Linked DNA regions of Homo sapiens: region 1 is linked to region 2. A link is a contact called in ENCODE Hi-C or POLR2A ChIA-PET data. All regions are on one chromosome and are shown on one strand. Each heading gives the region's core, a stretch centred on a gene start or an enhancer-like site at or near the end of the contact. The rest is flanking DNA. Distances are from core to core; before and after follow the strand shown. Region 1 has its middle 32 kb from the start of SYF2. Region 2 has its middle 85 kb from the start of SYF2.

The links. A loop is a pair of places that touch in the nucleus more often than their neighbours do. ChIA-PET counts read pairs that join two places held with the same protein, here RNA polymerase II (POLR2A). Pooled maps may share reads with other maps.
Region 1: a map of head of caudate nucleus shows a loop between it and region 2 (6-fold over the local background). The contact joins two enhancer-like sites. A Hi-C loop is called at or near these places in 7 of 168 maps with a recorded cell type or tissue (CD8-positive, alpha-beta T cell, HepG2, OCI-LY7 and 4 more), 2 of 37 single-sample maps with no recorded cell type and 10 of 50 pooled maps. POLR2A ChIA-PET finds 5 or more read pairs at or near these places in 6 of 52 experiments (HEK293, OCI-LY7, Panc1 and 3 more).

What each region holds. Positions count from the first base shown.
Region 1 is chr1:25,197,127-25,203,101 of GRCh38, reverse strand. No RefSeq gene overlaps it. Among named protein-coding and RNA genes, the nearest start is that of SYF2, 32 kb to the left of the region's middle. RefSeq lists a silencer at 1,313-1,487 and an enhancer at 3,553-4,052. Within about 2 kb of position 3,986, at least 9 of the 41 ENCODE cell types and tissues checked have a DNase peak (open chromatin) inside an H3K27ac peak, as active enhancers do.
Region 2 is chr1:25,144,299-25,150,171 of GRCh38, reverse strand. No RefSeq gene overlaps it. Among named protein-coding and RNA genes, the nearest start is that of SYF2, 85 kb to the left of the region's middle. RefSeq lists enhancers at 3,667-3,756, 3,767-3,926. Within about 2 kb of position 4,296, at least 3 of the 41 ENCODE cell types and tissues checked have a DNase peak (open chromatin) inside an H3K27ac peak, as active enhancers do.

The DNA.
Region 1 (5,975 bases), core at 2,737-5,236, 53 kb before region 2:
TCACTTGAACCTGGGAGGCGGAGGTTGCAGTGAGCCGAGATCATGCCATTACACTCCAGCCTGGGCAGTAAGAGCAAAATTCTGTCAAAAAAAAAAAAAAAGTCAGGTAACTCTCTAAGGCAGGCCAGCTGGACCCTGAATTTGAACCCCATGAACCAATCTTGGCATTAGTCAGAGCTGAGTCCACGGCTCCGAGCTTCCTCCGTCTTGAATGTCTTCCTAATTGTGCTGTGCTTGGTGTTCTTTTTATAGGCTGGTAGCTAGGCCTTGCAGTCTTACTTACATTATTATATTATTATCCTTCCTAGCAGAACCCTAATTAATTAATCATATAGAAATGGTTCCTTATTTAGTCCGTTAAGTTAAATTGAGGCCTTTAGTGAGAGGAGCCAGAAGCCTTGGCCCAAGTGTAGCAGGTCCCAGTCCGCGGGACTAAACATCTGAGAGACACGGGACAGAGTGACCAAGGGCGGGAGGCTGCTCTTCAGAACAGATGTACCTGCAGCTTGCCATCGTCGGGCCATGGGAAGGAAACGAGGCAAAAAACAAATGCATGGTCAGGACAATTTGTTAGATCCAGGGCTAGTTTTTAACTCTCAGTGTTGGCCTGTAAACACATTACCCTGCCTAGGAGTGGGCTCATGATCCCACCCAGAGACTGACTTTGACTGCTGGAAAAAGGTCCCTTTTGTAAGCAGAGTCACACTAGGGCATCTGGAAATAAATGTGCTGGGGCATGTTGGTGTTTTATTCCCCAGCGTTCTATGTTTGTTGTCTTGGGAAGTGTTGACAGGTGCACAAGGCAGAAGTAATAACAAAAGTGTTTGTGGGTGCTCTTGAGAAAAGGTGTGCTAGGCTGTTTTTTTTTTTTTTTTTTTTGAGACAGACTCTTGATCTGTCGCTCGGGCTGGAGTGTCGTGGTGCGATCTTAGCTCACTGCAACCTCTGCCTCCCAGGTTCAAGTGATTCTCCTGCCTCAGCCTCCTGAGTAACTGAGATTACAGGTGCCCGCCACCATGCCCAGCTAATTTTTTTTTTTTGTATTTTTAGTAGAGACGGGGTTTTGCCATGTTACCCAAGCTGGTCTCGAACTCCTGTGGCTCAGGCAATCTGTCTGCCTTGGCCCTCCAAAGTGCCAGGATTACAGGTGTGATCCACCGCATCCGGCCAGCTGTTTTTGCATTGCTGTAAATGAATACCTGAGGCTGGGTCATTTATAAAAAGAGGTTTAATTGGCTCACGGTTCTGCAGGCTGTATGAGAAGCATGGTGCCAACATCTGCTCGGCTTCTGGTGAGGACCTCAGGAAGCTTACAATCATGGTGGAAGGTAAAGGGGGAGCAGGCACGAGAGTGGGAGCAAAAGAGTGGGGTTGGGGGGCGGTTCCAGACTTTTAAAGAACCGGAACTCATGTGAACTCACGGAGCAAGAACTCACTTATCACCAAGGGGATGTCGTTAACCCATTCATGAAGGATCTGCCCTGGTGGTCCAGTCATCTCCCACCAGGCCCCACCCCCGACATTAGGAATCATATTTCAGTGTGAGATTTGGGGGGAACAAACAAACATCCAAACCATATAGAAAGACATCCCCTGGTTCTCAACAGCCCCCACTCTCATTTTTTGCAGGAGGTGCGGAAGGTGAAATGGGTAGGTGGCTTATGAGCATAAGCTGTTGGTAATTAGATCCTTCCTTGGCCTCAAGTCCTCCCTATTTCTCAATTGGCCACGCTGTTGGAGAAAAAGGTGTGGGACAGGCCTTTAGGATCACATTACTGAGGGAGAGGAGGCAGTTTCAGAGGACACATTCCCGGGGATTTGTTTACCTGTTGACCGGATCTTGTGGAGGGCTCCAGAGAGCCTGTTCCCGACAGGCGACCTCCAGCGCTGTGGGTGAAGGGTGAACATGGAAGCTGATGGCCATGACTGTCAGAGGAGCTGCAGTGGGGTCTACTGGATGGGCAGGCCCGTGTGGGATGGAATGAGGCTCAGGGGAGTGGCAAGTCCAGAAACAACTGTAACAGAGGAGGGACTAAATATGATGAGGTGGGAGGATCAAGAAATGCAGAAAAGATGCAGAGGGGTCAGATATGGTGGCTCATACCTGTAATCCTCGTGCTTTGGGAGGATAAGGCAGGAGGATGGCTTGAGGCTGGGATTTTGAGACCAGCCTGGGCAACATAGTGAGACCTCATCTCTATAAAAAGTAAAAAAAATTAGCCAGGTGTGGTGGCGCCTGCCTGTAGTTCTAGCTACTTGGGAGGCTGAGGTGGGAGGAACACTTGAGCCTGGGAGGTTGAGGCTGCAGTGAGCCATGATCACGTCACTGCACTCCAGCCTTGGCCTGGATGATAGAGAGAGACCCTGTCTCAAAAAGCAAACAGACAAACAAACACACACCAAGCAGGAGCCTAAAGAGCCACTCCACTCACGTAGAGAAAACTTCACACACAGGAGCTGATTTTCGGAGCGTGAGAGCCCTATGGCTGGGCACTGTGGTGGTCCTTGCCCTCCAGACAAGGGAGCAAAGGCTCAGAGGTTTACGCTACCGGTTCCAGACCACACTGCTGTGAGTGGCAAGGTGGGGCTTCGAATCCAGCCCTATCGGCTGCCAAAGCCGCATTGCTCATCCACCAAGCCACACTTCCTCTCAGCCCTGCCTGTTCATTAAGGCTCTTCTCGGAAGCTCCAGGTGCCCGCATACCCTCTCCCAGTGCCCCTGCCATCTGTCCTGACTCCCTGCCTGTCAGAGCTTGGATACCACGTGGTACTTGGCCTTCTCCCGTAGATGCTTCTCCCCTACAGACCTGGCCCAGATAGGCAGGCCTTTGCCAGCCTGGCCATGCCTGGCTTGGGCGAATGTCGACTCGTGTCGTCCTGTGAGCACGCCATCCCAGGGCACTATGGTGGATGCCTCTGTAGCACAAAGAGACTGGGCCAGGGTCCTTGAGGGCTCGGGCTGGAGCGGGGGCCCTCACATTCCTGCTGCCTGCCAGCACTGTCTCCAAATGCCTGTCAGGTTGTAAAGGCGAAGAGTTGTGCATAACAGCTGCAGAAATCAAGCTGGCTCAGAAGAGCTCAGCCTGCAGAGAGAAGAAAATGATTTCAGCAAGAAACAAGCTGCAAATAACTCATAATGACCAGAGTGGGGCCCTGCCGGCTTTGCTCTGGGTTTGGTGAAATGTCTTAAGATATTTTTCCAAAGCCCTGGATTTGGCCAAATTGGAAACGTCCTTCGGCAAATGCTTTCTTTGCCTTAATTCTTAAAGTCAAGACTATTTGGAAGGCGATCTCCTTTGCTGTTTCAGATTCGTTTACTCTTGACACATCACAAGGGGCCTGCTGGGCGAGAGCTGTTTATAGGAGCAGATTTTAGGAATCAGAGGCTAAAGCAAGAAAGGTTTGGTCCATCCCATTAAGCACACCTCCCCCCATCCTCCACGTGGGGAGAAAGCCCTGGAAACAAGGGACTGAGGCTTGGGATCCCTGGTGGAGGTCAGGAAGTACCTCCTCCGTCACCCCTGGGCACCTTAGAGTTGTCTCCCAAAGCCTCCTCACTTTTCTCTTCTCTTGGATTCTAGAAATGCTGCCGAACTCAAAGCCACAGACCCCAGAGACCTACAAGGCAGTGTAGGTCTCACGAGCCTTGGTCTCACGTTGCTCAGGGGGGTCTTCCCTTCCTCTCGGCTCCTCCCACCTTCTCCTTCTGCACGACACCTTGGGAGGGCCTTGTGAGTGGCTTCTGTGGCACTGACCCAGGACCCCAAGCTCTGTAATTAGGCCCAGAGCCTCAGGTCTTTCAGCTCTACCCTGGACGTGGAAATAGAATCCTGAAGGCTTTTTGCTTCTGGTTTCTAGGCTGTCTCCCCGGACACTGCCTCGCCCTCTGCGGGGCTCTGAGTTCCTGGTGGAGGCGCCCACAGTGTGTGGCTGGCTACACTGCTCACTGCAATGGCTATAGGAGGTGAACACGGGATCAACCCTGCCGGGTTTGCTCCTTCGCAGTGACGCACGGCTCCGAGAACACACTCGGCCTCTGTATTTTGGCTTCACGTTGGAAAAATCTGCAACAATGCCTTCTGAGTCAATTCCACTGGGGCTCTGGTGACAAACCACTCTGGTTGTGTCTGGTGGCTTACAGGGTCCCCAGAGCCCTTTGATGGAATTACAGCTGCTCCTCTGTGCCGTCGCTGTCTCTCTGCCTCTGTCTCGCTCAACCTCTGTTTCTCTTTCTCTCTGTCAACACGGAAGGAGCTGGAACCAAACTGGAATGTGTGCTTGGGCAGCCTCAGTCCCGAGTGCCCACGAGCTGGTGTGTCTTGGCAACAGTGGCCCAGCAGCGCCCTGGCAGAGCCAAGCAGATGAATGGGTAATTAAACCGAGTGTTTCCCTACTGATACTTATTTCCCTGGTTCCAAATTTATTACTTAATTAAAGGGTATTCACAGCCTGCCAAGAGATGCTAGATCTTTCTTTCCTGTGCCAACAAATAGTTCCTCTTATACCCCTCTTTTGCCCTCAATTCTGCCTCTCTCTTTTTGTCTATCTGTGTCTCTGTCTGTTTCTCTCTTCCTCTCTCACAGACCCACATCCACACCCACGCCCACAGAGTCTTAGATCAAATAAGAGTACTAGTTGTTAGTAATTTCCTTGGTTAAGACTCTTGATAGTTTTTGCCCCAGGACAAGGCAAGAGAGTTAGTCCCGGCTCTTTTCTCCAATGGCTATTTAGTCCTGTGGGCTTGAGGTTTGGGTCCAGGGAGAGAGGAGTCAAGGGAGTGGTGGCTGAGGCCATGCTAAGGCTGGCTGGACCGGTGGGGACGTTAGTGCCCCTGACTTCCCCATCGTTGTTTCCAGGTGGGCACTGCCCCCAGGCAGCTTTCTCTCCTCTGCCCGCTCAGCTGCTGCTCCCCGCAGACTTCCTCATTCCTTCTGTTTTGCCCCATCTGAGATGAGCCTGTGTGCTTTGGAACACAGCAGACTATTGTTCCAAAGACAATAAAAAAAGATTGGGAAATGTAGTGGCTGTCACTCCCCAGTGCCTTCAAGTTAGAATTCGACGTGTGTGTTCAGAGGGCCGTGGTGAGATTGCGCCTGCCAAGGTAGAACAAACAAAAAGGAGTAAGAGAGAAAAAAGACAAAAGCTGGGATTAAACACCCCAAAAAGAAGATAAAATAGGCACCTCCTCCCTTAACCTCCCGTGACAGATTTAAAGCTTCATTAGTGGCCCACAAGGGGTTCTCAAGCAGCTACTGCCTCATCATCATGGCCATTAACCAGCGTGCAAATGACCCGCCGAGGGCCCTCGACCTGTCATGGCGCTGTCACCAGCGTGGTTTATGGCTTCTGAGCACCAGGTCCCAGATGGGCAACATGATCCTTTGCTTCCCTCATCAGAGCAAATCTGGACTTTAGAGCTCGTAAATTCAGCGGGGTGTCCCAGGGGCTGGCTGACATCTTGGAGGTGCCGGGTGAGGATTTATGGGCCCAGCCATAGTTTTGGGGGAGCCACAGGTTACCAGCGCAGGCATTAAAAGATACGGAGTTGCCCAACACAGCAAATGATGGCCACACGGGTGGCTCAAAGACAGCAAGGCTTAGTCAGCATGAGAGAGGGCGTGTGGTCCCTTAATGGGACTGGTGGCCGCTGCTGTTTACCCAGCCGTGGGGCTAGGAGCGCTCTATGCACTGTTTTCCTGCCCTCAACACTCAGGCAGGGGGCTGAGCCGGGATCCTGACTCCCAGGCTGGCCAGTGGGGTGGAGCGAGTCCTCACTGCCCCACAGCTCTTCCCAGCTATTCCATTCCCAGGCTGCCTCCACCTCCCACCCCTCCAACCCACCCTGGCCCGGGGTGGCTTTGCACACTTAGAACAACCTCTGGCTTGGTTGTATTAGCAGAGACATGGATCCTTAGTGTTCCTAAATGGCAGGTCTCAGGGCCGGGGCAGGGACACTGCCTCTCCACCCAGATTCC
Region 2 (5,873 bases), core at 3,047-5,546:
CTCTTTACTCATAATTGCGAATACCCTTTGAAAACATCATTAAACATGTTGAAATCTTTTAAAATCCTATGTCTAATGATTCCAGTGTTTGAGGTCTTCATGGGTCTAAATCTACTACCTGTTGTTTCTGCTGATTCCTGGTTACCTTGTGTGTTATGGAATTGTGACAGTGGGTTCATCTATCGGAATGTTATCTCTGGGCAATCTTTGAGACTGTGTTGAAGGTGGATTCCTACAGGGGATTTGCATTGACTTCTGCCAGAAGCCTGTGGTCGTTACCAATTTGAGACCACTTTAAATTAATTCTTGGTTTGGTATTTTTGGACCACCCAAGTAGAGTGAATTCAGGCTGTAAATCCTCTTATTGGGATTGGCTTGTAGCTACAAATTCTAAGGGAGAGGTTTCCCCTCTACGATCATTGCCAAGGCTCAGTATAAGCAATTTGCCTTGTAGTCCCTAGGGAGTACAGAGTAGGGTGGTTTCGTTCTAGTTCACCTTGACACCAATGTATAACTTTTTGGGGTCTTGGTTTTCTGCAGAGGGGATTTTCTGTTGCAGTCCTCACCTTGGGTGGGCTCTGGGCTTTGTCTCCGATCTCCACTCCACGTAGCTTAAGGGCATCATTAACATCTCTGAGTTCCAGTCTTCACTTAGTTTTTGGTTCTGAATATGCCTTATGTTTTTGAGAATTAATTGATGCAATTAAAGCTTTTTTTCCCTTCTAGCTGGCATATTTGGTTGTTTCTGGTGGGAGTGTCTAAAGAATATCTAGTACACCATCCTGCTGGAAATAAGACCTCCTTTTCTCCTGCTAGTAATTCTTTAGTGAAAACCTGTAAGATCAGCTTCTGAGTGTTCTTAATTTGTTTTTGGAATCCAAGTAGAGGACACTGTAAGATATGTCAATCACAGCAGTGAATCTTTAATTTGGGCTAGCAAATTCATTCATTCATCAAATTTTATCAAGCCTCTGTTAAAGGCCAGGCTTTTTGTTGGGTCCTGGGGATTCAGGATGGACAAGGCAGACTCAACTCCTATCTGCCCTCCTGAGGCTCACAGTCTAATGACTTGAATTTACAGTACAGTGCTAAGCACTTTACATCCTTGTTTAATTTAATCCTCATTACAGCCCTATGGGTTAGGTACAATCCTTTATAGATTAGGAAGAGAAGGCACAGAAAGACTATGTAAATTACCCACGATCAGACAACTTGCAAGAGGCAGATCAGGAACTCAAACTCACATTGCTCTGCTCTACAGTCTTTGTCCTTAACAGTTATGCTCTTGGTTGTGCCAAGAGAGGGCACTGTTGAGTATGCCAGGAAGAGAGGGTGCTTTCTTTTTTATATGTGTGAAGGAATTTGCCTGTAGAAGCCATTGTTAATTTTCTTAGGATAAATTTCAGTGACATGTCAGGCCAACACACCATCAGAGTGTAGAGCTCCAAGGTACAGGACTGAGGCAGATGACGGCTCATTTTCCAGAAGTCAGTAGCTATTTGCATGACACCATAACAACATTCCTAGATACTTGCCTGTGCTCATGGAAGACAACCAGGAAGGAGGACTCAGTAGCATCCAGAGCAGTACCGTGGGGTCATGGTGCTGTCGTTGCTGCTTACTTCTAGAATATGCAACCTGCAGAGCAAGTGTCAGAAGCCAACCCTGTCCTTGAATATGAGGCTAGCTGGTTTCCTGGATGAAAAATCAGGAGATCTTGGTGGCAAGGTCCTTCCCCTCAGTAGAACTCCGTTTCCTCATATATATAACAAGGACATTGGACTCTATGTTCTCTAAAGGACGCTTCCGCCTCTGACACTCTGTGCTTCTGTGATTTTGTGTGATGCCAAGAGAGGGACCATTTTCTATTCTGTGTCCAGGGAACAGCAGGGAGTAGAAAGTTAGGGAGCAGGAGCCCTAGCTTTTCCTGCCCCCAAGCACTGTCCCAGTTTGGCTACAGTGAAGTGAAATAGTGCCACATGTCCCAATCTTGCAATTCCTGGAATTCCTACAACTCCTTCCCAAACCAGCCTCAATGACATCTCTTCTAGAGGTCCTCCTTGATCCTCCCGTTTTGGGATTCCTAGAACACTTTGGCCAGATTTCTTCCGTAACACCTGTCTTTCCTTTCTTGCTAGACTGTTGAGCTTCTTGAGGGTCAGGTCTGGGTCTCTTGCACCCCCACACCCCCCACAGCATCCAGAGCAATGCCAGGTAAGTGCATGAACGCAAGAAGATCCAGCTTTTTTTTCCCAAACAAGTCTATGGGTAGGCCCAGATTTAAAAATAGGTAGCTCTTCTATATTCTATATATATATATATATATATATATATATATATATATATATATATATTAAACACATTTTATATAGCACAAAAACATAAAATAGTATTTCTATGGATTATAAATGTTCATGGTGGAAATTTAATAAATGTTAAAAAAAATGTAATGATGAAAATAACCATCCCCATGCACCCCCTCTCCCATCCTCTGATCACCCAGGGAATGCCATTGCTAATGTTTTGTTGGATTTCATTCCAGTCTTTTTTCTACATATAACAGTCCTGGCCACTTACTACATATAGAGTTTGCTTCTCTGTGCTTATTACTCAGGAGTTGGGAGCCTTTTCTCATAGCCTTAAATGTTCTTTGAGAACATGATATTTAATGGCTGTCGGGTGTTTCACACCTATTAAGGTCGGAGCTGTGAAGAGCTCAGCTGCCCAGAGGACCTGAGCTCAGTAGTGAGAGGCTTGTGGTGTCCTTGGAGGCTGGAAATAGACCATCTCCATCACCTCTGCTCTCAGAACTCCCACTCTGTTCTCAGGAACTGTGCGGTATCTCCTCTAACCCTCCTAAACGACGACAAGGAAGGCTCTACAGAGACAGAGCCTCTGGAAGGCTCAGAGAGACGAAGTGACTCACTGGAAGTGGCCAGCACACACAGTAGAGGAAGATGCCTATTCCCAAGCCTCCTGCAGTTATTTATTTATTTATTTATTTATTTATTTATTTATTTATTTATTAAGACGGAGTCTTGCTCTGTCGCCAGGCTGGAGTGCAATGACGTGATATTGGCTCACTGCAACCTCCGCCTCCCGGGTTCAAGCAATTCTCCCTGCCTCAGCCTCCTGAGTAGCTGGGATTACAGACATGTGCCACCACGCCCAGCTAATTTTTGTATTTTTAGTAGAGACGGGGTTTCACCATATTGGCCAGGCTGGTCTCGATCTCTTGACCTCAGGTGATCTGCCTGCCTCGGCCTCCAAAAGTGCTGAGATTACAGGCGTGAGCCACCGCGCCCGGCCCTGCAGTTATTTTTCACGTTGTTGTTGGCAGTCGAGGTTGCTGCTGGACACACTGAAAAAGAGAAAATAGTAACGTCTGGAGCAGGACCCTGTGGTTGGGCTGCTGGTGGGAGGCAGCCGGACCTCCTGGGAGGGAGAGTTGGAACCTCGCTCAGTTTGGTGGTGCTTCGGCTTCCCGGACCTCGAACTCCTGGGGCCCGTCCGCCTCCCTGCTCTGGCTTCAGACGCTGGCTGGAATGCTGCTCAGCACATTAGCTGTGAAGTTAACTGGCTCCGGATCACAAGTTCACTGGCTCCGGATCACAAGTTCACTGGCTCCGGATCACAAGTTCACCACTCTCTGTTCAGGGTGGCAAAAGGAACCTCGTCTGGTGGCCAGAGCCAAGGGAGGGAGAGAGTGGGAGGCTGTGGGGCCCCTGAGCAGTAAAGCATCTTCTCTGATGACTCCTCTCCCTTACATAGTCTTCAGTGATTCCTTAGCATGGAGAAGAGGCTGAGTTGGCTAATTATGAAGGGGGAAGGAAAAAAGACAACAAAACCCCCAGCTACCCTGTAACATAAAACGCTGCCTCCTCAAGACCTTTGTCATATTGTTCTCGCTCCAGAAACTTGGGGTTTCTCACCCTTGTGATATCTGTGCCTGGGCGTGCACCATTTGTCACTCTCAAAAACTGGCCCAGGAACACTTGGTGAGGGGTTATTGTGCTGCAGGAACGGCTCTTACATGAATAGGCATTCCTTTCCACCCACATGCTTGAAAACTGGTTATAATTAGAACCATTTCTACCTGTTCTGACACTTACAGCGGGAGTGTTCGTAGGGGTCCTGCCCAGAGCCCTGACCAAGCTGCGGAAGGCAGAGCCAGAAAGTGGGTTCTAATCCCACCCTCGGCCACTGTGGCTATTAGCTATGCTTCACTAAGAGTCCTACGGTTGGAAGTCCTTGGACCGTGAAGGAGAGAGCTGCACCTCCGCCTCGCGCCACCCCTGTCACATCCTGATTCTGTCTCTCGGGCCTTTCTCTCTCCTTCTGCCGGGAAGCCTGGGAGGGAACAGTTCTAGCCTGAATCCACAAGACGTTCGAATTTTGATATATTTTCACATAAAAATGTCAACTTTTTAGTGGAAGGAGCTTTAGAAATAATTTCATTGTGTGGTTTTCAACTCTTGGGGAGACTTAAAAAAAAAAAACCACGTATCTGGGCCCCACCCCAGTCTCCCAACGCAAGTGGTATTTTGAAAGGGCTCTCAGGTGGGTTTTCCTTTTTAATTAAACTTCTAATTTTGAAACAATTGTAAATTCACATGTAGTTGTAAGAAATAATACAGAAAAATCCTTTGTTCTCTTTGCCTCGTTTCTACCAATGGTAACATCTTGCAAAACTATAGTAGGGTATTGGCTGGCCGGTGTGGCTTACTCCCGTAATCCCTGAACTTTGAGAGGCTGAGGTGGGTGAATCCCATATATATATGTATACACACACATATATATATGTATATATATATATATACACACACACACACACATATATATATATATAGAGAGAGACAGATATATATATATATATATAGAGAGAGAGAGAGAGAGAGAGAGAGACAGAGAGAGAGAGCTCACACCTGCAATCCCAGCACTTTGGGAGGCTGAGGTGGGCGGATCACAAGGTCAGGAGATTGAGACCATCCTGGCTAACATGATGAAATCCCATCTCTACTTAAAAAAAAATACAAAAAATTAGCTGGGCGTGGTGGCACACACCTGTAATCCCAGCTACTTGGGAGGCTGAGGCAGGAGAATCACCTGAACCCAGGAGGCAGAGGTTGCAGTGAGCCAATATCGCGCCACTGCACTCCAGCCTTGGGTGACAGAGTGAGACTGTCTCAAAAAAAAAAATCTATCTATCTATCTATCTATCTATCTATCTATCTATCTATCTATCATCTATCATCTATCTATCTACCTCTTGATCGTAGGCATCAGAACAAGGATGCTGCCGTTGATACAGTCAAGATACAGAACAGTCTCATCTCCACAAAGATCCCTCATGCACTGACTTCCCTCTGCCCCCACTCCTCCTTTACTCCTGGCAACCCCTAATCTGTTTTCCATTTCTATGTCTAGTTTTGCCATTTCAAGAAGCTTGTATAAATGGAATTGTGCAGTATCCAACCGTTTGGGATTCAGTTGTTTCATTCAGCATAATTCTCCGAAGATTAATCCAGGTTGTGCGTAGCAAGGGTTCGTTGCTGTCTATGGCTGAGTTGTGCTCTGTGGTGTGGACATACCATAGTTTGTTCACCACTTACCCGTTGAAGGACATCTGGATTGTTTCCAGTTTTTGGCTGTTAGAAATAAAATTGCTATAAACATTCTTTACAGCTTTGTGTGTGGTGAACATGAGTTTTCATTTCTCTAGGACAAAGGCCCAGGATTGCAATTGTCATATGATAGTTGCATGTTTAGTTCTCAAAGAAACTGCCAAACTCCAATGGCTGTTCAATTTTACATTTCCACCAGCAACATCTGAACGATCCAGTTTCTCTGCATCTTCACCAGCATTTAATGTT